Linked DNA regions of Mus musculus: all the other regions are linked to region 1. Evidence: chromatin loops called from intact Hi-C (ENCODE). Cell type or tissue: heart. All regions are shown on one strand. Region 1 holds the start of Pex10 (peroxisomal biogenesis factor 10). Region 2 holds the start of Hes5 (hes family bHLH transcription factor 5). Region 3 overlaps Pank4 (pantothenate kinase 4). Region 4 has its middle 16 kb from the start of Tnfrsf14.

What was found. A loop is a pair of places that touch in the nucleus more often than their neighbours do. Peaks named below come from ENCODE experiments on the same cell type or tissue, not always from the same donor. Only the 100,000 strongest peaks of a DNase experiment are listed, where the experiment ranks them.
Region 2: a loop joins it to region 1, with 7 times the contacts of the local background. A loop is called at or near these places in 12 of 42 quality-filtered maps.
Region 3: it touches region 1 in a loop (5-fold over the local background); 25 of 42 quality-filtered maps call a loop at or near these places.
Region 4: a loop joins it to region 1, with 7 times the contacts of the local background. A loop is called at or near these places in 14 of 42 quality-filtered maps.

Annotation. Positions count from the first base shown.
Region 1 is chr4:155,062,914-155,070,913 of GRCm38, forward strand. It overlaps Pex10 (peroxisomal biogenesis factor 10), which reads left to right and starts at 4,117. Exons shown (of 6, transcript NM_001042407.1): 1 at 4,117-4,261; 2 at 4,910-4,990; 3 at 5,750-6,156; 4 at 7,474-7,649; 5 at 7,728-7,863. The coding sequence starts at 4,156. It also overlaps a transcript of Plch2 not described here. In heart, CTCF peaks have their summits at 1,788 (motif pointing left), 3,275 (motif pointing left), 3,490 and 6,524 (motif pointing right); DNase peaks (open chromatin) are centred at 3,258, 4,058, 5,298, 7,488 and 2 weaker places; H3K4me3 peaks cover 2,226 bases; H3K27ac peaks cover 2,900 bases.
Region 2 is chr4:154,959,880-154,967,879 of GRCm38, forward strand. It overlaps Hes5 (hes family bHLH transcription factor 5), which reads left to right and starts at 1,044. Exons shown (of 3, transcript NM_010419.4): 1 at 1,044-1,170; 2 at 1,257-1,422; 3 at 1,513-2,492. The coding sequence starts at 1,117. The coding sequence ends at 1,796. It overlaps Pank4 (pantothenate kinase 4), which reads left to right and starts at 4,244. Exons shown (of 20, transcript NM_001305804.1): 1 at 4,244-4,390. The coding sequence starts at 4,267. Gm42363 (a long non-coding RNA gene) reads left to right here and starts at 4,398. Exons shown (of 2, transcript XR_881640.3): 1 at 4,398-4,590; 2 at 5,147-5,434. In heart, CTCF peaks have their summits at 1,581 (motif pointing right), 1,785 and 7,502 (motif pointing left); DNase peaks (open chromatin) are centred at 2,202, 4,202, 4,432, 6,202 and 4 weaker places; H3K4me3 peaks cover 4,107 bases; H3K27ac peaks cover 3,722 bases; H3K27me3 peaks cover 3,826 bases.
Region 3 is chr4:154,977,716-154,985,715 of GRCm38, forward strand. Pank4 (pantothenate kinase 4) reads left to right here. Exons shown (of 20, transcript NM_001305804.1): 14 at 436-491; 15 at 678-727; 16 at 1,206-1,310; 17 at 1,777-1,877; 18 at 2,011-2,079; 19 at 2,379-2,519; 20 at 2,780-3,223. The coding sequence ends at 2,993. It overlaps Plch2 (phospholipase C, eta 2), which reads right to left. Exons shown (of 22, transcript NM_001113360.3): 22 at 5,400-7,250. The coding sequence ends at 5,947. Among named protein-coding and RNA genes, the nearest start is that of Gm42363, 17 kb to the left of the region's middle. In heart, CTCF peaks have their summits at 2,603 (motif pointing right) and 3,978 (motif pointing right); a DNase peak (open chromatin) is centred at 4,061; H3K4me3 peaks cover 904 bases; H3K27me3 peaks cover 2,723 bases.
Region 4 is chr4:154,939,746-154,947,745 of GRCm38, forward strand. No RefSeq gene overlaps it. Among named protein-coding and RNA genes, the nearest start is that of Tnfrsf14, 16 kb to the left of the region's middle. In heart, CTCF peaks have their summits at 4,705 (motif pointing left) and 6,677; DNase peaks (open chromatin) are centred at 4,706 and 6,806; H3K4me3 peaks cover 798 bases; H3K27ac peaks cover 793 bases.

The DNA.
Region 1 (8,000 bases):
CTGTTTGACAGACAGAGGTGAGGCTTAGGAAACACGAAGACAGAAGCCACACCTGAAGTCCCATTCCCCCCAATGCCTCCTGCTCCAGGTTCTACTCTCTTTATTAGGAGGCTGCGACCGGGTAAGGAAAGTCTCTAAGGCCTCCAACAGCTAGTTACACTGTCCCTAGCCCTGTCCAGGAAGAGCCTAAGAGGCCCTGACCTTCCAAGCCCATCCTGCTCCCAGCCTAGATTCCCTCAGGCCTCACTGGCCAGAGATCATTCTTTAGGGCAGTACATTCTATAGTGTCTTAGAGTGACCAGCCCTCCCAGTCTCCATCCTACAGGCAGGGGCTGCTAGAAAGCCAGCCTGTATCCGGGCTGTTACAACTTGTCTATGTGCCTGTGTCCTCCAGGACAAAGGCCCCCTTCCTCCTCTGGAAAAGCCTTCCCAGATCTCCACTCCCTGGGGACCTTTGTGTCAGTCCCTTATTATTTGGCACAGTTCAGGATGATGGTCACAGTGTGAAGACCCCTCCCTTTCACCACCAGTAAGGTCTTGCTGCCCAATGCTAGACCACCCATTCCATCAGCAGACAAAGAGCTGTACGTGAGTGAGTGGGACCAAACAGACCTGGGTTCAATCCTACGCCGACCTCTAGCCTGAGCTAAGGACCTGGTTCCTTCGTCCCCAGCCCCAGGGATCTATTTCAGTCCCAGCTCCAAGCTCTGGGAATGGAGAAAGGCCTCACACTGGCTCAGTACTTGGAATCCAAATTTTCTTTTTTCTTTTTTTCTTTGGTCTCCAGGCCCAGCACAGAGACACAGCACAACACCTCCTACTCTGGGTCCTGGCTAAGGGCAGTATCCCAGCCACCTGCCTGTGCCCCCAGAACTGCTCAGGGTCCCTTCCCAGGGCACACAGCCTTCAAAAGGGGCTTAGCTTCCTGCCCCAGCCCTACCCTCACTAGCAAGCCTACAGTGGAAGAGGGGCGACTCCCAGAGATCTCTGCTTACCTGACAGAGCCTCCCAGGCTCCATTCTGGGGCCTCACACTCTCTCCCAGAACCCCCACCCCTTCTTGGTGCCCACAGTACCTCCAGGGCTCCAATCTGCAGCAACCAGAGCAGCTGGCTGTAGGGTGCTCTGAGCTTCCAGCCTGCCTGCCCTGGGTGGAGGAACCTGTTTTCCAGGTTTGTGGCTCCTGTAGAGGGGCCTCCTGCCTAGGGCAGGCCCCACCCTAACAGTCAAGTCCCTGTGTGTGAGCTCCTCCTGGGCGGGTCATTGCCCAGTCCCTCTGTCTCTCCCCAGTTAAAGGGTGCAATGAAAAACTTAAGGAAGCCTAGCACTTCATGCCCCGGGTGGTGGGGCAGGCCTCCCAGAACCCGAGGCTGCAGTCCTCTCCCCATTCCTGCAGAGAAAGCATTGCCTTGTCCCTCCTCAGGTTCCCAGGAGACCAGATGTCAGGTGAGGGCAGGGGCTTTACAGGGTTACTCTTGCCTCAAGGTAGGTGTGGACCCCGCAGTACAACCCCAGGGCCAGATCTGGTAGAGAAATGGAGTTTTCTTGTTTGCCAGCCGTTCAGCAAGCCCCATCCTGGGTGTGATGTGTACAGCAACCACCAGAATGGTAAATCCCTGCTAGGGGCAGAGGGAAGATTTGCAAGGAATGAAAGACACTAGGCAAGGAATGAAAGACACTAGGCAAAGGGAAGCCAGCTAGGTGGTGCTGGAAGGTTTAACCTGGGGATGGGGGGTGGCGGTGGGGGAGGGCACAGAGCAGGTGCAATGGAGCCACCTGCTGGGCAATCCCCTCCCAGTTCCCAGGCCTCCCCAAGGTCCTGGCTTACTGTCTCTGGCCTCCCTACCAGCAGAACTATATTACAAATTTCTCAGATAGGGCTGGCTACAGAGGTCAGCGGATAGGATGCTTGTTGCCCCAGTATGAAGAGCAGAGTTCAGATCCAGAGAGCCCACATAAACATCTGATGGGTGAGGTGACCCACCTGAAATTTCAACCGTGGAAGGAGGATCCCAGAGTAAGTTAGCTGATAAGACTAGCCATGTGGGTAAGTCCTGGTTTTGATTCAGAGACCTGCTCCAAAGAAGAAGGTGGAAGAGCAATCCAAGATGATACCAGGTATCGTCCTTGCCAGACTCCACACTTGCAGGCGTACACACACACACTCTTATGCATGCCACATATCCACATATGCCCACACATATACAAACATGAATATATACACATGCGTACAACACAAACACAATAAATATAATTTAACTTAATAGAGTTAGACAACAGAGTGGTGGGGCTGGAGAGATGGCTCAGTGGTTAAGAGCACTGACCGCTCTTCCAGAGGTCCTGAGTTCAAATCCCAGTAACCACATGGTGGCTCACAAACATCTGTAGTGGGATCTGATGCCCTCTTCTGGTGTGTCTGAGGAGAGCAACAATGTACTCACAAACATAAAAATAAAGAGTTTTTTAGGAGCTGGTGAGATGGGTAAGAGCACCCGATTGCTCTTCCGAAGGTCCGGAGTTCAAATCCCAGCAACCACATGGTGGCTCACAACCATCCTTAACGAGATTTGACTCCCTCTTCTGGAGTGTCTGAAGACAGCTACAGTGTACTTACGTATAAATAAATAAATCTTTAAGAAAAAAAAAAAAAAAAAGAAAACAGAGTGGCCAGAGCTGGCAAACGACATCAGGCAGGACAACAAAACCCACAGCGTGTATGACTTTAGAATTAGTTGTTGAGCTGGGCAGTGGTGGCTCACACCTTTAATCCCAGCACTTGGGAGGTAGAGACAGGCAGATTTCTGAGTTTGAGGCCAGCCTGGTCTACAAAGTGAGTTCCAGGACATCCAGGGCTACACAGAGAAACAGGAGCCTGGCCTTTCTGTCCTCCATCCTTGAAGCAGGAGGAAGAGTTTACAAGGAGAAAGTCACAAGGCTCAGTCTTAGGATCCTTGTGCTTCAGAAGGCAAGGGGTGGGAGGTGGCAAGGGCCGTATGCCCCTTCCGTAAGCAAGAGCTCTCGCTCTACCTCCACCGCAGAGTTCTGGAACCCTGAAACACTGAAGCAAAGGGGGACTCCAGGCCACATGGTCATCCGAGAATCCAGAGAACTGATCTACAATGATGTCACTACTCATCTTGCCCTTCCACTTTCTCTCCTCACTGAAAAGCCTCTTGTTTCCCTGATCTGTGCAGGATCTGTTTGGGTTAACAAGCTCTAGCAGCCCAAGCTAGTAGAAAAGATGGGCTGATAGCTCCACCTGCTGGCCATCTTGGGTTTTGTCCCATAGGAAGAATCCTTGAGAGCCCACAAAGGAAGAACTTGAGGATCAAGGCACCGCTGTGCCTAGGATTTAAGCCCACGGAGAGAGACGCTTACTTAGGCCGTATCCCTGAGAACAACAGATACTTGAATAGTGTTTCTGGTCTTGTTCCCCATGGCTGAGAGAAGAGAATGCAAAAAAGCAGTCGCGTGTAAGGAGCAGTCCAGGCGGGGACACTTAGAACAGGCCATACCCCATGGTTATGGTAGAAATGAGCTTCCAAGTTTGAAAAGTCTTCCAGCACAAGCGGCCTTGGGCCTTCAGAGAATCTACATTTCAAACTGTCACATTTGATTTGGCTAGAAGTTCATGCCTCTGCATGAGCCGTGACTGCCTCCTAGCAGTGGTCAAAGGTGCTATCTGGGATTGCCCAACCCAAGCTGAAGAAACCAGGGCATGGGCAGGGAGGAACTCCAACAACTGGAGCCTTCAGCAGTCCGTTGGAATCACGTGGCTATCCCAAAAGATCCACTTTTGCAGCCCAGAGACACGTACCTCCTGCCAGAAAACTGAACCTGAATCAGGCCAAAAACACATCTGCGAGGCTGAGCTTTCTCGGGGGTCCTACCCACTAGGTATCTACCTCCTCCCTGTCATTACCCGCCACTTCACTGTGCCGCTTCACCCTCCAAGCACAGACCACACCCCTCCCCGGGTAGCCCCACCCCTATGTCGTGGACACGCCCACTACTCCGCCTCCACAGATGTCACGCCTAGGCTCCGCCTTCGCCCGCGTGGTGTTCGCAGCCTCAGCCCCACGACGGACGCACGTCGAGCGTCACAGGCCCCGCCCACGAGGTGCGCAGGCGCGGTGCGAGCTCTGCGATTCGGGCCATGGCGCGGGCGGGTGCCCCTGAAGTGATCCGGGCAGCGCAGAAGGACGAGTACTACCTGGGAGGCCTGCGGAGCGCGGCGGGTGAAGCGCTGCACAGCCTAGCGGGTGAGCGTTCCGGGCACCCAGACAGGCGGCAGCTCCAGAGTTTGCTTGGAAAGCGGGGATCAAAACAGAGGTACACACTGCTGACCACATTGCAGGTCTCTGCTTTAGTGTTTCTCAAGCATTTGCCCATTTATTCTCCAGACGCCCCTACAGGGTGGACCTAACGTCATTACTCTCATAGGTAGACACGTGGATCACACAGGCAGGGATTTGGGATTTCAGAGAGCCGAGGTTTGATACTAAACAGGTCGCCTCTGGCTTATGTTGTTAGCACTACCTAGACTTTCCTGGGCTCCATGTCTCTAGGACAGTACCTGACTCAAGACAGTTACAGTCGGGGCTTCTTAAGAGGCGGTCTTCGTCTCGGAGACATTCCGGTCACCAAGGGCAGCAGAGGAGGTGAAGGGAGAGACGAGTTGTTGAGGGTCGTCTTAGGAGTGACTTGACTTGGACTTTACCTGCCCTTCGGGAGTGACAGGGTTTCTCTGTGTAGCCCTGGCTGTCCTGGAACTCACTCTGGTCAGTCTGGACTCGAAATCTCTGCCTCCCAAATGCTGGGATTAAAGGCGTGTGCCACCACTACCCGGCTGGGAGTCATCTTAAGAGAACCACTTCACCTCTCTAGAGCTAATATTTTTCTTCTCTCAGGTGCAAAGAAATGGCTGGAATGGAGGAAAGAGATCGAGTTGCTCTCGGACATAGCCTACTTTGGCCTCACCACAATTGCAGGTAGCTGTCTGTGCTCGGCAGGTCCTGGGCACTGAGGGGCCCACAACCCACCCAGGTCTGGAGGGGATGCTTGAAGGCTCCTGGAAATCACCTGCATTAGTCTCTGTTTCCGGGAAGGAAGATACTGGCCAGAGGGCACTCACTGCCCCAGACTTTCTCTCAGCAGGATGGGCTTTTCCATTTATGGGGTACGAGGCAGATAAAAAGGAAGAGGCTATCGAGTGGGGGGAAGGGTACGAGCAGGGTCATGGTGAGACACATGGAAAGATCACAAGGTACTCCACAGGGCTGGCCTCAGGAACAGGAAGTCAGGATTCATCGTCTGCATGGTGGAGTACTAGAAGCTAGCTGCAAGCCATGGGTAGGCTTGGGGGCTTTTTATTCTGACTCCATGTGACAGCGTCAGGTAAGCAGTGGTATGTATGCCTGATACTTAGGACTCAGCCATCATCTAGAAGGTAGAAAGCCACAAGATCGGATCCCATCACTTGGACAGGGGTATGAGTTCAGCAGAGGAAGGACTGGAAAACAGAATAAAGACTTAAGGGAGTAGGAACCAACAGGAGATGCAAGGCCCATTCCAGAGTGGCCGTCTCTGTGACATGGTGAAATCACAGCAAGGCCACAGTGGGTTTAACAAGAAGTTGTGCTGGCCTTGGCTAGGTCTCAGGGTGACTGGTGAGGCTGGAGGGGGGACGACGACACAGGCTGGCCCGGAAACTTGTCCCTGGACCCTCATCACTGTGTATTAATCCTCAGGCTACCAGACCCTTGGGGAGGAGTACGTTGGGATCATCCAAGTGGACCCATCCCAGCAGCGTGTGCCCTCCAGGCTCCGCCGTGCAGCGCTGGTTGCACTGCATGCTGTCTTGCCCTACCTGCTAGACAAGGCACTGCTGCCCCTGGAGCAGGAGCTGCAAGCCGATGGCGATGCTCCCCGGGCTTCACAGGGCAGTCTGCTACCTGGAGGACGCAGCCGATCAGGGGCACGGCGCTGGGTGCGTCACCACGCAGCCACCCTGACTGAACAACAGAGGAAGGCCCTCCAGCGGGCAGTCTTCATCCTGAGACAGGGCTTCGCCTGCCTCCATCGGCTCCACGTGGCTTGGTTTTATATTCATGGTACCTTCTACCACCTGGCCAAGAGACTAGCAGGGATCACGTATGTAAGTAGCCATGCCAAGGGGACTGATATTCAGGCAGGGATCCTCTGAGCAGCATACTTGGGGACCCATGCTGACATGATCGCAGCCAAGTGTTCTGCTTCCAAGTTGCAATCGAAATTCTGTACTTGGGAAAGAGCGGAGTTCAGTTTTATTTTCCAAGAAAGCCCAGGAAAAGGAAAAGAAATCCAGTTCCCACAGACTGAAGGTGGCAGCAGACTTGGGTGCGTGGGCGGGTGACTGAGTGGCCAGGTCTGGCCTCGGCAGAGGGCCTGTGGCTGTGTCCATTTCACTGTTTGGAGAAGTGTGTGGAGTGCAGGTTCTAGCCCAGAGGCTGGCCTTCCCATGCATCCCTGCCAGCAGAGGGCCCTGTTCATCACCATCCAGAGCCCTAACAGAAAGGCAAGATCTGAGGGTTTGGTCCTAGAGTGAGTACATCGCCTCACCACAGCGCTGGCCACACAACAGTCCATACTGACCTTGTTGTTGCCTCTGGCAGTCCCCTGCCTCAACCCTAGTTTCCTACCAGTGCCCTTGTATCCTGTCACACCAAAGACCTCGCCCTGGTATCACCTCCATCCTCACCACCTACCTCACCTGTCAGGGGATCAAATGCCACCTCTCCCCTCTCCCTCCAGCCAGTGCGCTCCTCCCACACTCACTTATTATAGACACACCCATAGTCTGGTCTCAGGCCTTAACTTCCTTCCATACTGCCAGATAAAGCAAAACCTGCCCAAGCAGTCATCTAGTTTAGCAGATGTGCCTCCTTTCCCAGTAGCTGCTGAATGCTGGGCACTGGGTTTTGCTGTAGGGCTTGCAGTTTTCCTGTTCCAGCCCAAGGCACGATGTAACCTGGTGTCTTCATTTCCCTGCCAGTGGGAAGGCAGAAGTGGAAGGCAGCATAGTTTTGTTGTGATGTGTATGGCAGATACACCACTAGCCAGAGCAGAGGCTAGACCAGCATCCTTAAGGGCCAGAGTATCAGAGGGACAGTAACCACCTGTCCAGGTCCCCTTGCTATTCTCCACCCCACTCTTCCTTGGGCTCCTTCCCTCCCCCTGAAGTAGTCCCCAGACAGCTCTAGAACCCTCATCCATTTGCCTGGTCCATCCAGACTCCTGGGTCTGTGCTGCGGATGCCTCAAGGTCACCCTATAGCTAGGGTTCCCAGTCACTACTTAAACCCATCTCCATGTTGGTTCTTGTTCTCGGGACACTGCCAGTGGCCAACAGGAGGCCTGGCTGAATATAAAACCTCCAGCAGACAAGAGGCCAGGTCCTAAGGGATCCTGATGGCCAAGGTCACCTGTCTTAACAGCTCCGCACTCGTCGCCTGCCTGGAGAGGACCAGAAGGCTCGCACTAGCTACGGACTGCTGGGGCTGATCTCCCTCTTGCATCTGGTGCTGTCCATGGGGCTGCGGTTGTACAGCTTCAGGCAGAAGCAGCGAGCCAGGAAGGAGTGGCGGCTGCACCGCAATCTATCCCACCGCAGGTGTGCAGGGAGCTTGAGGTACTTTGGTATGCCCCGATTTTGTGAAAGGTGTATTCACCTGTGTACTTACCCCCATAGGAGTTCCCTTGAAGACAGAGCCGTGTGCAGAACCCCACTCTGCACCCTATGCTTAGAGGAACGAAGACACTCCACGGCCACACCTTGTGGCCATCTCTTCTGCTGGGAGTGCATCACCGAGTGGTGCAACACCAAGGTACTCGCGCTCCCGGGCCTGCGACCCATGGCGGTTTCACTGCCCCAATCTCCCAAACCTCTTGAGTTGGAGATAGAGAGGTGGGCATCTGTGAGACATGAACCGTGCTTGGGGTTGAAGTCCCAGCCTTCCTCTCT
Region 2 (8,000 bases), 100 kb before region 1:
ATCCACACTGGCACAGCATTCATATGGGGGCTTATTTTTAGGTCTCCCACCTTCTACCTGCCAACACAAAATGCTGAATGAAACTGGAACACACACACAGAGGCATGCACGCGCGCGCCCGCACGAGCTGAGGGGGATGTCATGAGAGGAGTTAAGGGCAGCCATGGTTTCCTAAAAGCCACGCGGGAGTAGTGATCACGGACAGCATGAAGGAGGCACGGTCCTCCTGTTTCAGAGATGCATGTGGCACCTGGTGACACAAGAGCAGTCCAGATACCCTGTGGGTTCAGGGGTTCCTGAGGGCTTCCTAGGTATGGGGCTTTGTGCTAGGCATTATCCAAAGCAAATTCAGCTAGCCTAGAAGTACGCTTGGCAGGCTCCGCGCGTGGCCATTTCTAGCTGCGGAGAAGTCACTCCTCTCAACTGACAGAACTGGCAATAAAGCGCCTAAATTCTAAATACATGAGTCCCTCTCTCATCCTGTACCTGCGAATGGCATGGCGGCAGCATCTGTTTGAGAGAATGTGGCCCACTTTAACCCACTGTGCCTGTGGGCAACAGGTCCCAGCTGGGGAGGGTGCCCACTCCTCTGGAAGTCGCTGTCTGTTCATTGTAAAACTCTCATTTCTCTGCGCCTGTGGCCTCTGCCAGCCAGCGGTGGGGAGCCTCTGGGGAGTGGGAGGGAAGAAGGGAGAGAAGGGGGGGGGAGAGCACTCCTTCCTGCCCTCCCCACCTCCCCGCGGCCTGGGAAAAGGCAGCATATTGAGGCGCGGGGCTCTCAGCATCAGGCCCCGGGATGCTAATGAGGGCGAGCGCGTTCCCACAGCCCGGACATTGTGCCGCGCGGCCCACCTGCTCCTCGGGGAGCGACCATTGTGCCCGCGCCAATTCACAGGCAATTTAGCGTGCGCTAATGGGCCGGCGCCTTTGTGCGGCCGGCGCCGCCATTGGCCGCCGAGTGTGGGAACGGCCGCGGCGCCCGGACCCCAGGCGCCGGGCCGCTGCCCGCGCCTATATAGGGCTGGCGTGCTGGGGTCCAGGTCGCGCCAGTCCGGGACGCCTGGCTCTGTCCGCTCCGCTCCGCTCCGCTCGCTAATCGCCTCCAGAGCTCCAGGCATGGCCCCAAGTACCGTGGCGGTGGAGATGCTCAGTCCCAAGGAGAAAAACCGAGTAAGTGCAACTCGCCCGGCGCGCGCCGTCCGGTTCCCCCGGGGCCTCCGGCGTCCGCCGCCCACCTGACGCCTCTCCTCCCGCAGCTGCGGAAGCCGGTGGTGGAGAAGATGCGTCGGGACCGCATCAACAGCAGCATAGAGCAGCTGAAGCTGCTGCTGGAGCAGGAGTTCGCGCGGCACCAGCCCAACTCCAAGCTGGAGAAGGCCGACATCCTGGAGATGGCCGTCAGCTACCTGAAACACAGCAAAGGTGAGCCCGGCGCCTGCGCCCGCCTCCTGCTCCCGGCCGATGTGGCTCCCACCGCGCGCGCCCCACTCATGCCGCTTCGTCTCCCCACAGCCTTCGCCGCGGCCGCCGGCCCCAAGAGCCTGCACCAGGACTACAGCGAGGGCTACTCCTGGTGCCTGCAGGAGGCGGTACAGTTCCTGACCCTGCACGCCGCCAGCGACACGCAGATGAAGCTGCTTTACCACTTCCAGCGGCCCCCAGCTCCCGCCGCTCCTGCCAAGGAGCCCCCGGCGCCCGGAGCTGCGCCCCAACCGGCCCGCTCCTCCGCTAAGGCTGCTGCTGCTGCGGTCTCCACCTCGCGCCAACCCGCCTGCGGCCTCTGGCGGCCCTGGTGACCCAGCGGCCGACCGGTGCCTGGAGCGGACCAGAGGATGAGCTCGTTCCTCTGGATGTGGGAAGACATTCCCCAGCCGCAGTTCAGCCCCAGGTTGGCCGCTACCTTCTTCCGAAGGCTCCCTCCTCCGGCTGGCTGGCCAGCAGGAGGGTCATTCTTAGAGAATGTGTGTGCAGAGTTGTCATTTGGGGATAATCAGGGCCCACCCTCTGCCGCCCGTCCGACCCCGTGGGGTTGTTTTGTGTTTGCATTTCAGCAAGTGACTTCTGCGAAGTTCCTGGTCACCACCGGGGGTTCTATGATATTTGTAGAGTCGGGGGTTGGCTCACCCCAGCCCGTAGAGGACTTTCTTCAGGGCCCGTTGCTGCTGGGCAAGCACCCTGCAGGCGGGCTGTGCCCTGGGCACATTTGCCTTTTGTGAAGGCGGAACTGCAGGTGTTTCCTCATAGGAAAGCACTCAGCCTGCGTGGGCGTAGGGCCCATGGGGCCTCACCTCAAGGTCCACATGGCCTTGGCTGTCTGATGCGCGCTCACAGTGGGCTGTCTGGGAGGGTGGGGTCTCCACGATGATCCTTAAAGGATTCCTTTGTATGGGTGGGTGCATGTGGGCACGATTTTGTACTTAGAATTTGAACTCTTGGTCATGTGGGAGAACACAGGCTGTTCTGAAGGCTTCTAATAAAATATCAAGCCCTCCATGTCTGTGCCTCTCGTCTGTCCTTAGCAGCCTAGGGGCAGCCTGCCCGGTGACCGGAGGTGGAACAGTGGGATCTACCATGTTCACAGTGAAACCGGGATCAGGAGGAGTGCTTGCTGGTGGTCCTCTGCCATAGAGGAAAAAGGGAGGGCAGGAGGTGGAGAGGAGAGGGGCATACAGAGCTGTTGTTGCTCTCATGGTGAACAAGACCTGGGTGGCCGCTGGGGGTTTCTGCTAGCTCCCAGGTCAGGGTAGGGGAAGAGATCCTAACAACTGTAGACTCTCTGCTTTGTCCACTGAGAGGAAGCTGAGGGCCTCAGTGGACCTCTTGCTGCAGCAAGAGGCTCGGCTGTGCCGAACCTGAGAAAGTATCTGTTCTAGCTCCCGCTTCCCCTTAGTTCACCTGCTTAGGCGATTCATAAATGCCCTCCCTTCCACAGAGCGACCAGGGCCAGGACTGACCCATTCCATTCAAACTATGAGCCTGGTAGGTATGGGCTATTGTCTAAGACAGGGTGTCCGCTTTAAGGCAGGCTATAGGTTAGTCAAGTTCACAGGGCTCTCCAAAGGCAAAACCCATGGAGCAAGAAGTGGGAAGGTGTGTCTACATGTCTTCTGAAGGACAAAGTCATAGATGTGGCTCCCATCCCGACTTGGATCTTTCCCATCTAGAAGTTCATTAGCCACCACCCCCCTCTTATTCCTATCCACTCTGCCAGGGACCACCTGAGGACCCTTCTGTGACCCACGTATAGTAAGCAAGGACAGAGAACCTCATCTGCACTCATTTAGCTTACCACAGGAGCAGCAGAACTTCTACAGATGGGGAGGAGGCCAGTGCCCTTGTGGAGTGTCCTACACACAGGCCGGGCATACTCCACTTACAGGGACTGAAGTTGCTGGGTCACCTCACTCTCAGGAGCCCTGCCACTCTGGAGCAGGCTCTCCCATTCAGAGTACACCCACTCTGTTGGCAGGCACATACAAGGTTGCCTCCTCTCGGAATCAATGTAGATAGATATATGGCAGCTGAGCCTGCGCACTGCCTCAGTCCTGTGCTCCAGGAGCCTGGCAAGTCAGTGAGCAACTGCCTGCAGACAGAACCTTGCAGAGAGCGAGGTATTAAGTTACACGATGGCCCTCTTGGAGGACACAGTGCTCTCTCTCAAGGGACTTAAATCAACAGGAACTCCAGATCACCTCCACTTTGAAGCCCGGTCCCCTCTTCCATGCGCCCTCTCCCTTTCCCTCCTATACTTTGCAAAGATTGCTGTTAAACTGCCGATCTTCCCCAGCTGCAGACGCACGACCCTATTCATATCCCTTCCCCCTGGCTGGGCATTTCTCGAATGTAGGGTCTTTAAAACTACTCCAATTAACATGGGAGTTTTAGAATTGAAGGTCCCACTTCTTTGGGAAACCAGGATGGTGGGTCACCCTAGCAGAAATTACAGCAGCTTGCAGGGCCAGCCTCACAGCAAGGAGATATGAAAGCACGATCGCCAAAATCAACCCAAGTTAGCATCTAGCCAGCTCAGCGAAAGAACAATATTCCAAAAGCTTCATATTGGTAGTTTGGAAAATAACGGCCCTCCCTTCCCAGTCCTGGCCTCTGGGACACTTGCTTGTCTAGGACGGTCGGGTGGCCTGGCCTCCAGCACAGGCGGACGGGGGGCGGAGACTCATTAGCATAATTTATGCACGCGGTCGTTTAGCAGTCAATTATATGCGCATATATTTCCATGGCTGATGAGGCTGGCCGGGCACTTTCAAAATGGCGGAGCGTGGAGCGAGTGGCGGCGGGAGCGGCGGGGACAGTCTGGACAAGAGCATCACGCTGCCCCCCGACGAGATCTTCCGCAACCTGGAGAACGCCAAGCGCTTCGCCATTGATATAGGTAGACACGGACCGGGTACTCAAGAAAGTGGCCGGAGCAGTGGGCGCGGGCGGCCAGCCAGCGGGGGCGGCGGGAAGGACGAAGGGCGGGGGCGCGGGCCATGCGCACAGCCTCACGGGTCGCCGCACAGCCTCTCGGGACTCATAGTGTGCGCGGCGTCAAGGTGCGGGACCGAGCGGGCTGTGGGACTCCAGCTCCCGGTAGGCGCTGCGCGGTTGGAGCGGGGCACGTCGGGCCTCGTAGTCCGCGCAGCGCCGGTGGCTCAGTGGAGGGACGGGCGGGGCGGGTGGCCTCGGGGGTCCTCATCTGCTCAGAGTCCCCCGGGATGAGGCTGGCCATGGCCCCGCGGCGCACTCCGCCGGAGTTCCGGCTTCCCAGTGAGCTGTGGAGACGTTGGGCCTGGACACTTGTCGAGCGCTGCAGCGTGGACCGTGGCTACGGCCGCCGCCTCCTGCGCGCCTAGGAGTTCACCTTCCTGCCGACCCGCTACAGGCCCACCTTAGATCCCCTTCGCGCGTTGGGCAGCCTCATGCCCACTAACAAGTCCTCGGGGGAGGTTCTTTCATCGCCCTGGTGTGCAGATGCGGAGACCAAGGCACAGAAGAAGGCTAGCTTTCTCCGTGGTCTCTCTATTCGTAGATCCAGGATGGGAGCCGGCCAACGCTCCCCCTCCCCCTCCCCCACCCCTACCCCTGTCCCCCAAGCTCTCTGCTCTGCATCCTGTTATTGAGGAGCTTTGTACCCAATTGCTTGCAGGCGTTTCCCCGCGTATCTCTTGATGCCAGCATTGTCAGTGAGGCCCCACACAGCCGGGCAGCATCCGCAGTCTTGGACTTATCTCCGTGAATCAATGGGTGTGCTGCTGGCTCTTAGCCTCCTTGGAAAGCCTAGGTTGTTAAGAGACTGTGAAGAATCTCGTTACTTCTGGAATATTGAATAAGTCCCCCACCCTCTTGCTTTTGGGTTGTCTCTCTGACGTGTTCTTCCTTGGGAGGAATGAGGAATGGAAGAGAAAGTAAAGATGGCCTGCTGGCTTGTCCTGTGTTCCAGCTTTATCAAGGGCTCAGGAGGGTGGTGGAGTGGGCCAAGATTCTACTAGCACCTGAGATAACTCGGTGACTGGCTGTATATTAGTTTAGAAGTGATGAGCTTGCAGCCCCAGCAGAGGGGACTGTCCACAACCTGACCTCTCCAAAGGCCCCAAGGCAGCTGTTCCAGGATCCTGAAACCTTCACTCCAGGGCTGGGTTTTATGCTTTGCCCTGTGGTCTTATACTTATTCATTAGGAAGGAGGCAAAATTAAATAACTGTGTCTGGAAAGCAGGTGAAAATGAATTCAAACATCATCAGGCAGTTAAGAAAATAGGGTTCACCTCAGATAATCTATTTGGTACCTAGAGACCATCTAACCAACAGCCAATAAAGCATGAGCTGTAGTAGAGAGGTGCCTTCGAGCTGAAGGCCTGAGGCCAGACCAGGGCTGTCTGGACAGAAGGACATTGCAAGGGATGTTCAGTGTTGGGTTTTGCTTCCATCGTCGTCTGGGTCCTGAATCTGAGATTGGAAAGTCATGTGTTCCTGAAAACAGACCTTTTTTCTTTTGTTCTTTCTTTCTTTTTTTTTCTGCAACTGATGGGAGGTCACAGCTCAGGATGGGGTTGACAGCTTAGGCACCTACAAAACATCTTGTCGCAGTGTTGTTTAAAAACAGCCTTCTCCTGTTTCCTCCTTCCTCACTGTGTCCCTGGATCCAGGAAGGCTCAGCTGCTCTGTGTTCTTGGCAAGCCCTTTTTCTTTCTTGGATGGGACACCGATGTCAGCTGAGTTGGAAACCCAGGCAGTAGGAAGGACATACAGGCAGGAAGAGACTCTGGGGTAGTAAATGCAAGGCTGTCCTGCCCTTCTTGGTGCCGTGGTGAAAGTCAAAGGACAACTTGGTGGGATTCTCTTCTTTCACCATGTGGGTCCTGGGAATCAAACTCCAGACAGCAAGCTCCTTTACTCCCGGATCCATCACTGGGTAAAGTACACCTCCATCCATTTGCGCAGCTTTGTCTTTTAGGAAACAGTGTCCTCGGAGTGAGTTACAAAAGCATGTAGGATCAGACAAGCCTGAGGACAGGCTCGGATTGGGGGCAGGAGAGCGAGATCAGGAGGCTTAGGACTGTGGCCGGGGATGAGATTAAGCACATGATACACTCACTAAACCAAAAATGGGCCTCTCCGTGCCCTGCTTGGACAGGACAGACTGCATTGTGTCAGTTTCACTGAGGGGAGAACTCTGGCCTCCAAACACCTTGGTCCTGCACGTCTGTGAATTTGAGCATCTGCTCTCCTGTAGTCCCTGAGTATTTCCTCAAAGCCAACACTTACAGATATCTTAGCCTATTTACTTTGCCACTGAGAAACCTTTGCCTGGTCAGGCCTCTGAGAGATGGAGCTGCAGTAGGGTGCAGACACTCCCGTTTTCCCCCTGTGTCACCTGGGGGCCTGTGAATCTGCAGGTGCTTCTACAAACTGGAAAGTGTCTTTTCTGCCTACAGGGGCTTGTCCTTGATATGTCCTTCTCTGGAACTCTGGGGAACTCTCCCCGGAGTGTGTGGCTCAAGTGGACAGAGGTCTTGTGCTTTTTCTGGAGCCCAGAGGTTGGCAGTGTGCAGTATTCCATGGTGACAGGGCTCTGTGAAGATGTGGAAAGCCTGCCTGACTCCAGGTGTGGTGATTGGTGCACACCTTTAATCCCAGCACTTGGGAGGCAGAAGCAGATGGAACGCCATAGGTTCAAGGCCAGCTCGGTCTATATTACAGAGACCCTGCCTCACAAACTGAAGAAAATGGATAAGCAGTAGGAAAAAAAACACTGACTTTTTTTTTTTTTTTTTTTTTTTTTGGTTTTTCGAGACAGGGTTTCTCTGTGTAGCCCTGGCTTTCCTGGAACTCACTCTATAGTCCAGGCTGGCCTTGAACTCAGAAATCCGCCTGTCTCTGTCTCCCGGGTGCTGGGATCAAAGGTGTGCGCCACCACTCCTGATGATTCTTTAAGAGGACTCTCCTGTTCCATTCCCAACAACCACCTGTAACTCCATTTACAGGGGAACCGACGCCCTCTTCTGGCCTTCTCAGGCACTTCATGGACATGGTGCTCAGGCATTTATTTAGGCAAGACATCCATACACATGAAATAAAAATAAACTCCCCCCAAATTAAAAAATATATAAAAATGAAATCTTTAAAAACAGCAAACAAAAGAGCCTGGGGCCTGTGAAGGCTGTTTACTTTCTTCCTTTGCCTACTTGTGGGTCCTGGGCTGCTCCATGGGCTCAAAGTCCTAAAGGCTGTGGCCGTTCCTGACCCTCAGTCCCTGTAGGTAAGCCCTCCCTGCTGACCCCGTGCATCTCAGAGGTGCTGTGTGTTACCCACCGTGACCTCTTAAGATGAGAGGTCAGGTGTGGCAGACAGCTCTGCTTATTTGGGGCCTGCATGTGCAGGCACGTGTCTACCACTGAGCTACATCCCATCCCTCTCTTTGTAGGATGTTTTTTTAACAACTCATACATGTGTCATGTGTCATGTATGCAGGGGATATTTCTGCTCAAGTTCTCTGCTTGTG
Region 3 (8,000 bases), 85 kb before region 1:
CCTAAGGGGCATCGAGGGTCCTCTCCTAGAGCAACTGTAGAGTCTCTGTCTCCATGGTGATCCACCTGAGGCCCCAGCCTCCCTGGGTGACCATGCTACTTGACTGGTGTCAGAGCATATTGCAAAGGGTTGTTCACTCTCCTGCCTCACCCTCATTCTAGCCGCCCACTTGAGGTGCAGACCCCAGTATGTGGTGGTCAGTCCTAGAAGGAGCTAGCTCCATCGCCCTGAGCAGGTCTGAGCTTTAACGCTATACTGAAAGGATTTGTTCCTGTCTGAAGCGTGCTCCTCCGTGAGCAGCACTGGCTCCTAAGGGGAGGTGTGGCCAGTCCAGCGCAGTGCTGCTGGGAGATCCCTCGCTGTGGGGAGGGAGGAATGGTGAGGTTGGGCTTTGTTTGTGGTTTTTGCTTTGTGTCAATTTTCTCATTTCTACAGTGTCCTGGAATCGGACCCCCAGTTTGGGTTTGAAGAAGCAAAGAGAAAATTGCAAGGTATGGACACTGTGTGCTCTGTGGCGCTCTGTCTGGCTCTGCAGAAGTTAAGCAGCAGGTCGGACGGGGCAGTTCTGGTGGCTATGTGGCCGTGTTGCTCAGGGGATGAGATGAGATAGCCTTGGTGAAACAAGCCCCTGACACTAGGCCTCAGCTTCCCTGACTAGAGTTCCTGTCTCCTCACAGAACGGCCCTGGCTCGTGGATTCCTACACCAAGTGGCTCCAGAGGTTAAAGGTATGTAAGGTGCCGCTGCATCTGCCCTTGGGGGTTGGAGCACAGAGTCTGGACCTAGCCAGAGAGGGTGGCCACCAAAGTCATTGGGCTTACGGTGACATGGGTGTGACACATACAGCACATTCACATGGCCTGGGACACAGGTATAACCTGTAGCCCACCTCTTAGAACTTACAAGCCACCAGCTGAGAGTCTCATGTCAGAAATTCCCATTCCCCGGGTCAGGTGTGACTCAGAGAAAAGAACAGTAGGTTGTTCGGTGTGTATGAGGCTCTGGGTTCCGTCCCCAGCCCCGGCAATGACCACTGGCTGGGTCATCTGCCCATGGGACCAACTGCCCTGTCCCTGTTGCCTCCCACGCTCTGAGACCCTGTGGCTGGACCCAGGCGCCCAGGGAGTTGGGGGTGTAGAGTGCAGTGGAGTGTGAAACGCTTGAGTGCACCTGTTCCCAACTGAACGTCCTGGTTTTGTCTTACAGGGGCCCCCTCATAAATGTGCCTTAATTTTCGCAGATAACAGTGGAATAGACATCATTTTGGGAGTCTTCCCCTTTGTCAGGGAGCTACTCTTTAGAGGGACAGAGGTGAGTGAAAAGGCTGGGTGGGCGGGACCCTCCCCCTGGGCTTCTCCGCTGTTGGTGGGGTTGGCGTTCCTGTGGGCTTCTGGCGGTGGTCAGAGCTCCTACATTTGTGGCAGGTGAGTGCAGGTGAGGACACGGAGCGCCCGGGCCTGTTGGGTGCGGGCTGTAGCTTAAGGCCTGGCTTCCCTGCTTCCTGTTTCCTGGGAAGGCTTGACCCAGAAGCTTGAGAATAGTGAGAGGTTAGCCTGATCCAGGAGGCAGGCTGAGGATGGGATGGATGGGAGGCAGTAAAGGCCTCTAGGCACAGCCCTGCTTCGCCCAGAAGCCACAGAGCCCTGAGATTGTTTGGGGCTCTGCTGCCCAGCAGTTGGCTGCTGCTTGGAGCCTGCCAGGGTCAGCTGTGGTGAACTTGGGCCACATAAGTAACAGCCCAGGTTCTAAAGAGCTGCTGCTCCCTCCCCCACCGTAGGTCATCTTGGCATGCAACTCAGGCCCTGCCCTGAACGATGTGACCTACAGTGAGTCTCTCATTGTGGCAGAACGCATTGCAGCCATGGACCCCATCATCTGGTAGGTTCTGGCTACCCCTGTTGAGCCAGGCAGGGGCTGGGCCCAACCAGTTCTGGGAGACTCACAAAGGGTTGCTGAGGAGGGTCAGTGTCACAGGGCCTTGGCTGGGCCCTGACCGCATGCTTTTCTATAGCACTGCTCTGAGAGAAGATAGGCTGCTGCTGGTGCAGACCGGTTCCAGCTCTCCATGCCTAGACCTCAGGTAACCCAGCTTTTCTTCATCCTGCTCTGCAAGGCACCAAAACCAGCCATGCTGCTGCTTGCCCTAAATGTGACCTATGTGGCCACTTCTTCCTGTAGCCTGTAGGGCTGATGGGCAACTGACCCAGGCTCCCTGCTACAGGACAGACCTGTGGCAGGAAGCTGTCCCATTTTCCCACTTATTATTTACTCTGTGTGTGTGTGTGTGTGTGTGTGTGTGTGCGCGCGCGCTCGCGCTCGCGCGCGCGCGCTCGCGTGTGTGTGCCCGCCCATGCACATACATGCACTCTTGCACCACAGCTTGTGTACATCTCGGACAACAACTTGCATGGTTTTACCTTTTGCCATGTGGGTTCTGTGGACCAAACTCAAGTCATTGGTAGAAAAGTGCCTAAGCCCATTGAGCATCCTGCTGGCCTGTTCAGTGCTTTCTGCAAAGAGGTGCGCAGTAGACAAAGGAAATGTCAGACATGGGAGCATCAGAAAAGCAGGTGGTGCTGGAAGTTCAGTTCCTGGCCAGTAGGGGGAAGGCCACTGTTGGGAGTCTGGGTTTGGACATGCCTCAGTTAGCAAGGGGTGCTGGGGAAAGGTCCCTGTGTTCTTGCTGGTCGCCACCTCCAAGGAAACAGGTTGGTGTCCACCAAGGTGTGCTTAGTGCTGTCCCCTGCCCAACCTCGGTGCCATCTTCTTCTTCCCTGAAGCCGTCTAGACAAGGGACTGGCTGTGCTGGTGCGAGAGCGTGGTGCCGACCTGGTCGTCATCGAGGGAATGGGCCGTGCCATCCACACCAACTACCATGCATTGCTGCGCTGCGAGAGTCTGAAGCTGGCAGTGGTAAAGAACGCTTGGCTGGCAGAGCGTCTAGGTGGCCAGCTCTTCAGTGTCATCTTCAAGTACGAGGTTCCTACCAAGTGAGATACCCACTCTGCCAGACGTGTCTGCATATCCCTCATCAGGAATGTGATTTACTTCGAGGAACCTGTGTTCACACCGGAGTATTGACTGACAGTGCGTGTACCAGGGACACCCAACCCAGCATTTGTCCTGTGGGACACTAGTGTTGGAATGTATTTAACTGTTAAATAATCTTTTATATATATACACATATACATATATATATAAATATATACATACACATGTGCTCATCTGGTGAGAAGCAGTGTCTAGCACAAGGGTCTCCTAGAGACCAGATCCGCTTTCTCTGCTGCTGAGAAGACGCCCACAACCCCAAGTGCACTATAGCTGCCCCAACAGACTACCCAAGCCACCTGGAGCTAGTCAGTGCTAAACTTCCAATCCTCTTGTGTCCCCTCCTTGGGTCCCAATGTTTTCTCTCATTCCTGCTTCTTGCCTCAGAAGGAGCAAACATCAGCACGTCTGTCTGCTGAGCCGGCTCTCACCCCTCATGTTCCTAGGGACAGCACAAGCTACCAAGCAGCACTCCTGTTTCAAGAGCTGGAAGAGAGGAAGCTCTGTCATGAAGGACCTTCAAGGGCTCTTGGAGGCTGCTGGGCAGAGTGGCTTTGATTCCAGTCCCCAGGGCTTGGCATCTGTGTGCCGTGTGCTGTGAGACACCTCAGGTGTACCCAAGGCTCTTAGACTCCTTCCCTAACTGACATGTCTCCCAGGAATGGACGCATACACGCGTATAGCCATGCATTGAGAGTGTGTGGTGGGGCCACGTAGGCAGGCATGGTTCACAGGACTGCACAGGTCCGGGGTAGGAGCCGTGGGCTCCATTTCCCACAGTAGGCCTTTGTTCTTACTGCCTGAATCCCACACCAGCACCATCGGGTGGTCCACCGAGAGGCACAGCCAGATACCGGTCACCCAGCAGTGCACCTTTCATAAGAAGTGCCTATAGATAGAATTGAGGCCTGGCCCTCCCACAGATAGGCACCAGGGGGCGGCAGGCACCACACTAAGCAACATTCTCCGATACCGCAGTCAGCAGTCTTTGAGTCCAGGGCCTATCTACCCATCTTCCAGCCTAGCCTAAGTGGCCTCAAGTCATCACCTTGGGTAGCTGTAGACCTCATGCCAGGGATCTGATTATCGGAAGTCCCCATCTGCACACTAGACCATGCTCCCTGGTCCTCAGCTCAAATGAGGAAGCCCTCCCTGTTTGAGTAGACTTCCTGTCTTTCTCAAATTCCAGGCAGGCAGGCAGGCAGGCACAGCTGGGGCTTGGGACTGTCCAAACTGGGAAGCTGAACTAGTTTCTACCCCCAGCCCTGGTTTAGGGTGACTACAGGCCACCCTGGGCAGGGTCACAGTGTACCCTGAGTCTCCCATTTGCCTTAGCGGGGCCCTCATAAGAGATGAGCAGACAGTAGTAAATGCTAGGGCTCTGATCGTAAGTTATGCGAGCCTAGGGTATCCTTCCCCAGGGGGCCTGCATGAACCCCCACCTCAGCTACCTTTATTATGAGGAGGGGACCAGCCTGCCGCCAAACCCTGATCATATCCACCAACAATCCCAACCTGCAACCTTCGACCCTTTCTCAGCCAGCAGAAAGAAAGACCAGGCCCATGACCCTGCCTTTGCCTGCAGCCCTGTCATACGCATGGGGTCTACCCCACTGTAAGATGCTGGTCGTCAAGCTGGCGCCGAGATTCTTCAGGCTGAGGCCTCTCACTGGCCCCAGGCAGCAAGTCTGCCCTCCGTGTATTTCTGCTCAAGCCACAGTGGCCACATGCCTGATGTACAACAGGTTAAAGAAGCAAGAGGACCGGGCAGTGGTGGCGCGCGCCTTTAATCCCAGCACTTGGGAGGCAGAGGCAGGCAGATTACTGAGTTCAAGGCCAGCCTGGTCTACAGAGTGAGTTCCAGGACATCCAGGGCTACACAGAGAAACCCTGTCTCGGGGAAAAAAAAAAAAAAAAAAAGCAAGAGGTCTTGCTGGACTCCAGACAAGCAGCACTAACCGCCTCCCTGCCCCCCCCCCCCCCTTGCTGAGCTCAAACCGTTTGTCACAAGCCCTGCCCATATCAGGAGAACAGTGAGGGCAGAGAAGTCCTCTTCCCCAGAGGCAGAGGCAGAGGCAGGCCTTTCCTAGCAGGGCTGGGTGGAGCTGCCTGAGTCAACCGAAGGTTTCAAGGTCCCAGGACCTAAGGCCTCGCCTGTAAGGGCACCACAGCTTCCAGGAAGATGAATGGCCCTGGAATCCTGTCCTCTAGCTCCAGGAGCACAGCTCCCACAGTGGAGACTTTGGCTGGGGACTCAAGCATGCTCCCTTGGGGAGTTACCTAGGCCTACCCCAGAAGACTCCTCTCTGCCCCGTGAGGACAGAGCGGCTGTAAGAGCCGTAGCGGAGCAGGTGAGCCACACAGAACAGGCCTGATGCGTTTATTGGAGTTGTGTTCCCAAATTTACACAATTGCTGTGTGGTTTGTTCAAAACAAGCCCGGTGCACAGTGGAGTAGGGGACAGGGACAAACATCCTAGCAGTTGTGGGTGTGTCACAGGCATTCCGGGATACAAGCACACAGCAGGTAGAAGAAAACACTCAGCACACACCACAGGGCCAGACACCAGGCAGACCAGTGGGGAAGGACGCAGAGCCATTTGACTGTAAGTTTTGGTTCTAAAAAGTTAAATATCTATTTATGTATCTTAAAACGTGGGAACCACCCAGAAGGACAGGTGGACAATGCTGTTTCTTGCTTCCCAAGATCAGAGACAAGAGGACAGCTAAGGTTGAAGGGGAGGCTACTGGGTCTTCCACAGACAGAAGAATGGGCGTAACAGCTTTGGGGACCCAGTGGCTTCATTTCCTGAGCAAAGGTCGGGTTGAGGCCAGCCCCCACCCCCTCCCCCCTGCAGGCAGTCTCAGGGAAGGTACAGAGTTGGAATCATCAGGCAGGGTCAGAGCCTGAGCAGCAGCTGGCCATCAGCAGCACCACACACCTGCTCAGGGGCTCCCTTGGCAGGCATTGGCACATCCACACAGCCCTCATGGCCTACAGAACAGGCACCCTCAGGGGTGCCCCGCTCCTCCTCTGGGGGACCCCGTGAGTCCTGGCCTCTCAGCCTCTGCTGGCGCTCCTGCGCTTGGCGGGCTCGGCTGGCAATAGCGCGCACGCGGCTCTGGCTCCGAGAGGAGGAACGCCTCAGGAAGCTGGGGCCCCCTACAGACCCGTCCCCAGCTGGGCCCAAGCTGGTGGGCGACGTGATGTCCCCAGCCTGCTGGAAGCCGGTGAGCCAGCGTAGCTGCTCCGTGAGAGCATCTCGCCGTATTCCCGGCTCCAGCACCTGATGCGCCACACCCAGGGAGCCTAGGCCGCAGCTCAGGCTGCTGGTGCTGCCCTGAAAGCTGGGAGCAAAGTCGTCAGCTGTCAGGTCTCCCAGACTCTTGGACTTAGCAGACACTGGGCAGTCCCGCAGGCCCACCAGGGTGAGGTGATGCCACGGTGGCCGTGGATGGTGGCCGGTCAGCCGCGGGGCAAGAGGCCGGGGCTGCAGCTCGTCGGGTGCAGTAGGCAGCCCACCCGCAACCCGCAGGTTGGGGTTCGATTTGCTCTTGGTCACAGGAGGCAGGTCAGGACGGGCAGCTGAGGCTAAGCAGGGCCGTGAGGTTAGGCGTCCAAGAGAGACCCCTGGAATGCTCTCTCGGCTGCGGCAGAGGCCGAGGCTGGGCAGTGATAGGTCTATGACGGTGTCGTTGGAGGACATGCTGGAGGATGAGGAGACACTGTCCCTGTGGCTCCCAGGCTCCAGCCGCTGCCATAACCTGTCAGTGCCCGTGGCATCCGAGTACACTGCAGGTGTGGGAGAGAGCTCCGAGAGCACCTGGCCCTCACTCTTGGCCCTCCTAACCACTGGCAAGTGGCCCGGGACCCGGGAGCGGCTCTTGCTGTCTGTCTGTCTTCCAGAAGTCCCCTCACGTGGCCCGCTGGAGATCCCACCATTGTGTGGCCTGAGGGGTGGCTCTTCGTTTTCCCTACCGCCCCCAATCCTGAGCTGGAGGGTTCCAAAAGCTCCCAGAGATGTCTGCTGGGAGCTGGTCACTTTGGCTCCCAGGCCTACAGGGCACTGGGACCCTTCCTGAGATGGACCTGTGGGGGCAGCTGCCTGTAACGGGAGGCCAGGGCCCAGGGCTGGTTCCTCGGCAATGGGTTCCAGGCTGCACAGGGGGGAGATGGGCCGCTGCAGGGGGAAGAGGCGAGTATCTGTGGGGAAAGAGGGACGGGAGACAAGAGGCGGAGAGGTAGATATAGAAAGGGCAGACAGATTAAAGACAGACATGGGGAGAATCAAGAAACAGAAAAGGGATAGGGAGGGAGGGAGGGAGGGGGGAGAGAGATGGGGGAATATGAATCTCATTAATCAGCACCCGATCCTGACCCCCTGAGCCAAGGGTAGGGACCACCAGTCCACCCCAGGATATCCCAGCAACCAGGCTTTTCCATTTATACACATGTACTGTGACACTCAAGAGTACCCCACCCCGCTAAGGCTGGAGTCATGCCTGGGCCTCACACAGGCTCCATGGGGCAAGGGCAGGCCAGGCCTAGTCCTCCTTGGACTGGGACATCATGGGGACACATAGGGCTCAGGCCTGTTTGTTACCTGGCACTCGCAGGTCTCAATCCCTAACTATGGAAGCAGCACGGAGCAGGGACAGAAAGGAGAACACAGTCAGTGTATTGGTGGTGGTGGTGGTGGTGGTGGGGCACTGGCAGATGGACAGATGGACAACAATGCTGGGCAGGAGCGGGGGTCGGGGGGAATACAATGGAAGCAGGCAGACTCCAGGGACCTCCCTCTGCCCAGGCTAGAGCTCAGTAACCAGCTCAGACCAGTTCCCTCACACTCCAAGGTCAGGAAGTGTCAGCCAGGAAGGAGGGTCACAAAAAGGCTTAGTGACATTTGGACAATGCAGGTCCCTGGAAGCTGCTCCCCCTAAGCTCTGAGGCCCA
Region 4 (8,000 bases), 120 kb before region 1:
ACAGTCTCCCTCTCTCACATACACATACACACACATACATACTGTACTGGCTAGTTTTGTGTCAACTTGACACAGCTGGAGTTATCACAGAGAAAGGAGCTTCAGTTGAGGAAATGCCTCCATGAGATCCAGCTGTAAGGCATTTTCTCAATTAGTGATCATGGGGGAAAGGCCCCTTGTGGGTGGGACCATCTCTGGGCTGGTAGTCTTGGGTTCTATAAGAGAGCAGACTGAGCAAGCCAGGAGAAGCAAGCCAGTAAAGAACATTCTTCCATGGCCTCTGCATCGGCTCCTGCTTCCTGACCTGCTTGAGTTCCAGTCCTGACTTCCTTGGTGATGAACAGCAGTATGGAAGTGTAAGCCGAATACACCCTTTCCTCCCCAACTTGTTTCTTGGTCATGATGTTTGTGCAGGAATAGAAACCCTGACTAAGACACATACCCTACACATACACAGCCTCTCTCTCTCTCTCTCTCTCTCTCTCTCACACACACACACACACACACACACACACACACAAGGATGTGACACTCCATGTTTGACATCTATGAGAGCGAATGAATGTGTGTCTTCTCATCTGTGTCCTGAAAAGTGCTAGACATGTCCCCCAGGAGTTGATAGAGTGCACCACAGTCCACTGTTCCTACTTTCGCTTCTGCCATGGCTTGAACATCTCTGCCAAATATTGCCCCTTTTACCAGAAAGGTATTTGCAAGCAATAGATGAATGCTTACAGCCCTGTGAGTCTTGGGCCACCAGGCAGTACCAAGAGGCCATGCTTTTCCCAGGAAGGGTCTAGTCAGGCATTAGGACCAGTTGTGTAGCCCATCTGCACAGACAGGCAGACTTCCCCCCCCCCCTTTAGCCTTGAACTTGGGGGTTCGGGTCTAGCCCTTATTCCCAGAGGTCACTCCAGGACAGGTCCATGGACATTCATATCTCATGATTCCCAGCAGCTGAAAAGTGGAAGCAACCGAGTATCTGTCCTCTGGCAAGTAGAGAACAAAACCCTACTGTGAAATGTTACTCACCCACCAAGAATAAATGGAGCATTGATATCTGCTTACAACACGGATGGGCTCTGAGGATCCTGTGCTGAGAGGGAGAAGCCAGACACAGAACAGTTGATACTGTGAGATCTGTGCAAAGGAAGACATGGGGGCCCGGAGAAGGGCGTCCACGAAGACAATGAAAATGTGTTCTGCTTGTGGAAAGTGCTGATGGCTATAAAAAATGGGGTCTGGAGAGAAGAGGTTAAGAGCATGCAGTGTTTCCAAGACCTGTGTGAGTGCGTGTGTTTGTGTGCCTGTGTGGGCTACTTACAACTGTAACTCCAGCTCCAGAGAATCCGGTACCCTCTTCCCACCTCCACAGGTACCGCCATGTTCATGCATAGACACAAACACACAAAATTTAAAATAATAAAGACAGGAGCTGGAGAGATGGCTCAGGACCTAGTCTCAGTTTCCAGCACCCACATGGGCTCTCACCGCTATCTGTAAGTCCAGTTCCAGGGAAATCGACACCCTCTTTTGAGCTCTTCAGATACTACAAGCGTATGATGCACATGCATGCATGCAGGTAAACAAGTACACACAAAATAAAACTAAATAAAATCTCTTGAAAATAAAATAGTAATGATGAATCTTTTTGAAAAGAACAAGAAGTGTGCTTTACATTAGTGTATCAAGAACTTAAGAATGGCTAAAATAGAAGACCTTATCTCATGTACATTTTACTATCATTTGTTTTGTTTGAGATAGGGCTTCCCTGTGTAGCCCTGGCTGCTCTGGAATTCACTATGTAAACCAAGGTGACCTCAGATTCATAGAGATCCACCTGCCTCTGCATCTCAAATGATGGGATTAATACATTCCTGGCTCACTGTATTTCTTTAAAATGCATTTCTATGGTCCCATCCCTCAGGAGTCTGAGTCAGGAAGACTAAGAATTCCAGGCCAGGCTGGGCTATATAGCAAGATTCTATCTCAAAATACAAAATTACAAGTCCTATATTTCTTTTTTTTAAGCCCTACATTTCTTAAGGATGTATTATTTTATTTTCATGTGTGTGCATGAGTGTGCATGTTGTGGACTTAGAGATCAGAAGAGGGCTTTAGATCTCCTGGAGCTGGCGTAAAGGTAGCCATGAGCTGCCCAATGTGGTGGTGTGAACAGAACTCAGGCCCTCTGCTGTAATAGAACTCTACCCTTAACAGCTGTGCCATCTCACCAGGAGAAACCTTTATATCTCCACTATGACCCAGTCGACACTGGAAAGACTTCCTTCTCAAGAGCTTCTGACAGTTGTCCACACTGTCTCACGATTTACCAGCAAAGAGGAAAGAGAGGAAAAGGAAGGTGTGCCAAAGGGAGAGCAGGAATTTGCACTTTGCCTATAAAGTTACTGAGCTTAGCCGCAGCCCAAGACCTGGGCCGCCTCTGCCTCTGCCTCTGCCTCTGCCTCTGCCTCTGCCTCTGCCTCTGCCTCTGCCTCTGCCTCTGCCTCTGCCTCTGCCTCTGCCTCTGCCTCTGCCTCTGCCTCTGCCTCTGCCTCTGCCTCTGCCTCTGCCTCTGCCTCTGCCTCTGCCTCTGCCTCTGCCTCTGCCTCTGCCTCTGCCTCTGCCTCTGCCTCTGCCTCTGCCTCTGCCTCTGCCTCTGCCTCTGCCTCTGCCTCTGCCTCTGCCTCTGCCTCTGCCTCTGCCTCTGCCTCTGCCTCTGCCTCTGCCTCTGCCTCTGCCTCTGCCTCTGCCTCTGCCTCTGCCTCTGCCTCTGCCTCTGCCTCTGCCTCTGCCTCTGCCTCTGCCTCTGCCTCTGCCTCTGCCTCTGCCTCTGCCTCTGCCTCTGCCTCTGCCTCTGCCTCTGCCTCTGCCTCTGCCTCGTGCACAAGTTTCTGCAGGCACAAAAGGGAAATCAGGAGGTATGGTCAAAACCTCCAATAGCTGCATTTCCTGCCGCCTGCTAAGCTAAGGTTTCTTCTTAAAGCAAAACATGAGCTTAGTTTCCATCGAGTCACCACAGTAAAAAAGAAGAGGTTCTCAAATGACGCCCCCTTTTTTACATAAAGAGGAGGATCATAGAACATAAATTTACAGAGAAAATATGTAAAGTATTGATGTGTAGCAAGACTCTAGCCTCGACTCTGTAAGGGACTTTCCCAGGTCATGGGAAATTATCCCCCCCTTACTTGTTAAATGCACCGCCCACCACCACAACTCTTTTGGTCATTCACTCGAACAACTTCTCGTGCATGAATTCACTTTATCCCATCCCCGCTCATTTCCCCATCCTCTCAAACATTCAGTTAGAATTTAGGGGGCAGCCCAGAGGTTCTGGCAACATGCCAGCTGATTCTGAACCCTCATGGGGACATACTGTCCAGACCTCCCTGGTCTGGGAGCAGCAAAATCAAGGATCAACACACCTGTAGAAGGGTCTTGGAGCTAGGGCAATGCAGGGATAGAAGACAACCAGTGTCCCAGGAGAGGAGAATCCTAGGGCACAATGGACTGGGTCAGAGGTGGCCAAGGTGCTCACACCGAGGTTGAGCACGCAGTCCAGCTGTAGGCAGCCTCAAAGTCTCTCAACACTCCTCTCTGCAGAGTGGGCTCTGGTCTTCGAAATTGTCAAGATAAGCCATGCTGACCCTGTCGCCTATGGACGGAGATACCTTAGAGTTCCTGATGAGAGGCTACAGAGAGTGACAGTTGCTCATCGGGGCCTGCCAGCTCTTTCCCCTGTCCACCTGTGCTCTGAGAAAATAAGTCCCATGAGTGTGGCCAGCACTTTCAGAATGAGGGACAGCAGTCCCTGGCAGGAGCATCTGAACACAAAGGTCCCAAGAGGGGTGGACTTCACATGGAAGGTCTGGATGCCAAGCAGGCGTGGCTCCTGGCTATCTCTTAGTGATCAGTGATGGACTCTAGCCCTGAATCCTGTGACACCCAAAAGTCCTCAGATTGTGCCCAAACAAGAAGTGCTGTCAAGTCTTGCCCCCAACACACAGGCATGCATGCATGTAAGCACACATGCACACACATGTAAATGACAGACAGGCTCTGGGGACCATGAACCACCCATGTAACCTGATGCCAAGTTATACAGAGATTGCTTCTCTATCTGTCTACATAGCTAGGAAAGCCCCATCCTCAGGCAGAAGCCTCAGCTAGGTTGGGCAGGCCCCTGTCTCAGGCATTGCCCATTATGAGGAAATGGCAGGTTCGGAGCCAGCTGGGCCTCACCTGAGTCCTGGGATCCTTGGGTACCAAGAGTCTTCCTCTGTTTTAGAAGCTGTTTAAGAAGCTGAGACACAGGAGGTCTCAGGCTAGCCTCTCCCTGAACACAGACTTGCTGATAGGTGAAGTAGCCAATGTAGACGTGAAGTGAAAGTACCCAGGGGAGCAGTTCAGTCCACATAGACAAAGAAGCCTCATTAACAAGATAGTCAGAGACTGCTCAAGGTCTCCATCCCCTGCTCAGCCTATGAGCCTCTGCCAGGTCATGCTGGGTGCTGCGAAAGTCTCACCAGGGACAGAAAATCCCCCAGAGAGGTGACTTCCCATCTGAGTCTTTACCAGAGCCAGAACCAACTTTACCAGAACTTGGGAAAGAACCATTCAGGTCTCCTCCCTCCTCAGCCTAGTGCTGAAGTGTGACCTCTGGTGGCTGCTGAGAACACCAAGATGTCCACTTGGGAGCCTAGAGCCTAGCATTTGTATGCAAACCCCTGCTTACTCTTCTTCCTTTGAGCCACTAGAGGGCAGCAAAATCCAGGCCTGACTGATCCCTGCACCTCAGGCTCATAGTCAGGCATCCCTCCCCAGAAGGTTCTGGGCTGTGTTTACTTAAGAAAGTCACATCCCACCGGGCATGGTGGCCCACGCCTTTAATCCCAGCACTTGGGAGGCAGAGGCAGGCGGATTTCTGAGTTCGAGGCCAGCTTGGTCTACAAAGTGAGTTCCAAGACAGCCAGGGCAATACAGAGAAACCCTGTCTTGAAAAACCAAAAAAAGAAAAAGAGAGAGAGAGAGAGAGAGAGAGAGAGAGAGAGAGAGAAGGAGGGAGGGAGAGAGGGAGGGAGGGAGGGAGGGAGGAAGGAAGGAAGGAAGGAAGAAAGAAAGAAAGAAAGAAAGAAAGAAAGAAAGAAAAGAAAGTCACATCCCTAGTTGAGAGGTGGTGGACTTTAATCCCAGAACCTAGAGGTAGAGGGTGACGGATTTCTGAGTTCTAGACCAGTCTGGTCTATAGAGCAAGCTCATGTCCATGGATCATCATCAATGAGGGAGTCAGGGAATTGAGAGAAATTTGCATTTCCAAGGAATAAAAAAGAGCGGGAAGGAGGCAGAGAGTGCATCACCAGCCCCACTTGACTTCCTAATGTCTCATGGCCCTATGGATGGATGGCTGCTCCTCTCTGCAATGGGCATGGTCTGCTTTACCCCTGGGACTGAGCAGCAGGTGACTGCACGAGCAGCTCATACCATGGCTCTTGGGGTGCTGGTAAGTTGGCCTCTTCAGCCAACCAGGGAGAGGAGCCAGCATAGCTGAAGGCATCCCTGACGGTCTCTCCAGTCATTTGGACCCAAAGTGGCCTCTGGGTTAGCCACAGAATCAGGGACAAAGCCAGCAGGACAGACAAGGGCCCAACCCGGGAAACCCTCAACATAGGACCAGCCTGGGTGGTACCCAGGACCTCAGGGTTGCAGTCAGCCTCAGAGTGGGTGACAGACTCAGAGTGACAGACTCAGAGTGACAGACTCGGAGTGACAGACTCAGAGTCTGGAGACTGCTGGCCAGTGCCTTTATTCAAAGCCTGTGCTGTTCCCTCTCTGAAGTATATATGCACGGTGTGCACTCTTCCACATGCCTGCCATTGCCCCAGGGATACCCAAGCAGCCTCATACTGCTACAGCATTTGTCCATCCAGCCTTATTCTGATATAAAACATGGAGCCCCCTACACAGCCTGGGAGGAACAGGATCCAGCTCTGGTCTGGCTAGAAAGGTCACGAAGGTACTCCCTATAAATCTGTCCTCCGTGGTGTGTTGGTCCAGACCTCTCTGCCACGAGCAAGTCAGACAGTGTACAGCCTTTGCAATACACAAATCCTGTGCCCCCCGCACCCTTTCTCCAAAATGAAGACAGACATGAGGGCAGGTAACCCCTCACCTGTCCACAGCTCAGTCTCTGCTCTGGAGAAAAGTAGGAGGGACACAAGAGTCTCAACTGCAGGAAGAGCCACGTCAGCAACCCTGGACTTCACCCCTGTTTCCAAGGGCCTGGAACCATGGCCACCAGGTCTCCATCCTGCTTCCTATGGGCAGGGGCTGCTCCAGCATGCCGCACTTGGGTGGCAGTATGGATCTCTTGTCACCTAGGTTACCACTTGATGTAGAAAGTAGGCTGGAGAGGCACTCTCCTTCCCAATTCCCTCTGGTATGTTTCTTTGCTTCAGAGTGTAAGGGGAAGAGGCCAGAGGCATATAAACCAAGGCAGGGTCATACGTCAGCCACGGTCTCCCACCAGGCCAAGGTTATCCAGGGATGCTGCCTCCTTGTTCCCAGCTCTGGCAGGGCTTCTGCCTGCCCCGACCCACAAACCTCCAACAGGAGAGTCCAGGCTGCCTCCAGGTCCCTGCTGGACCCACACTGTAAGTGCCGGACTCATTCTTCACTCCTAGAGCTGGGGACTCTGAAAAGCAGCCAGACCAGAGGTCACCGTGCCTTTATGGCACAGGGGGAACGGAAGGGTTGGTGTAGTCTCTAGCGTTTTCCCACGCCCAGGAGCCAATGGAGAGGCGGGATTGGACAACAGAGCATGAGCCCTCCCACAGAGGGGCTGGGCTACTATCCATTAGGAGTGAGGGGTGGAGATCTGCTACAACCAGGTCCTGGAACTCACAGGACTCTCTGGCTGGTAGGTTCCTCGCCCTTAGATCTTAACCCTCCAGTCCCTGAGAATGTTGTCACTGCCTAGCACACTGCAGCCAGGATCTAGAAATCAGTGTCATTAGCAGCTTCTGCCCTGGCCACAGCTTCCTACGGGAAAGGCACAGGACTGGTGCTCTCCTTGCCTTCCATCTTGTTATTCAAGTTGTCTGAGAGCACGTGCGCGTGCACACACAGACCCGCGCGCGTGCACACACAAACAGACGCGCGCGCGCGCACACACACACACACACACACACACACACACACACACACACACACACACACACACACACACACACACACACACACACACACACACACACACACACACACACACACACACACACACACACACACACACACACACACACACACACACACACACACACACACACACACACACACACACACACACACACACACACACACACACACACACACACACACACACACACACACACACACACACACACACACACACACACACACACACACACACACACACACACACACACACACCTGGCTGATCTCTACCTTCCACCTGCAGGACTGCAGCCCAGTCCCAGGACACACTGGGCTTGGTAGTTTTAGGGAGTGACTGAAGTTTGGTCAGGGTGCTGCATAAAGATGCTTGCTGCCAAACCTGATGATGACCAAAGTTCAGTCCCAGAAATCTGCATTATAGAAAGAGAGCCTGATCCTACAGGCTGTCCTCTGCCCCCCCCCCCCGCGTTTGTGTGTGTGTGTGTGTGTGTGTGTGTGTGTGCACGCGCGCGTGAGATTGATCAGGGTTTTTAAAAATAACTTCAGGAGCAGCCCTAAAAATGTTAAGACCATCATTCCCAGAGGTCCCCAGCTGCCTTCAACCCAATATGCAATGATCCAGTATTCACCTTCTCCAAGAAGCCCCACATACCTCTCTCTCAGGCTAGTCCTTACCTCAGTGCTGGTACAGGTATCTAACTTCCAGGGGAAGAGGACCCACGCCCCCCCCCCCATCCCCCCAGCAGCTCTAAGACTTGATAAATTCTTCCCTTTTCTTTCTTTCTTCTTTCTTTCTTTCTATTTTT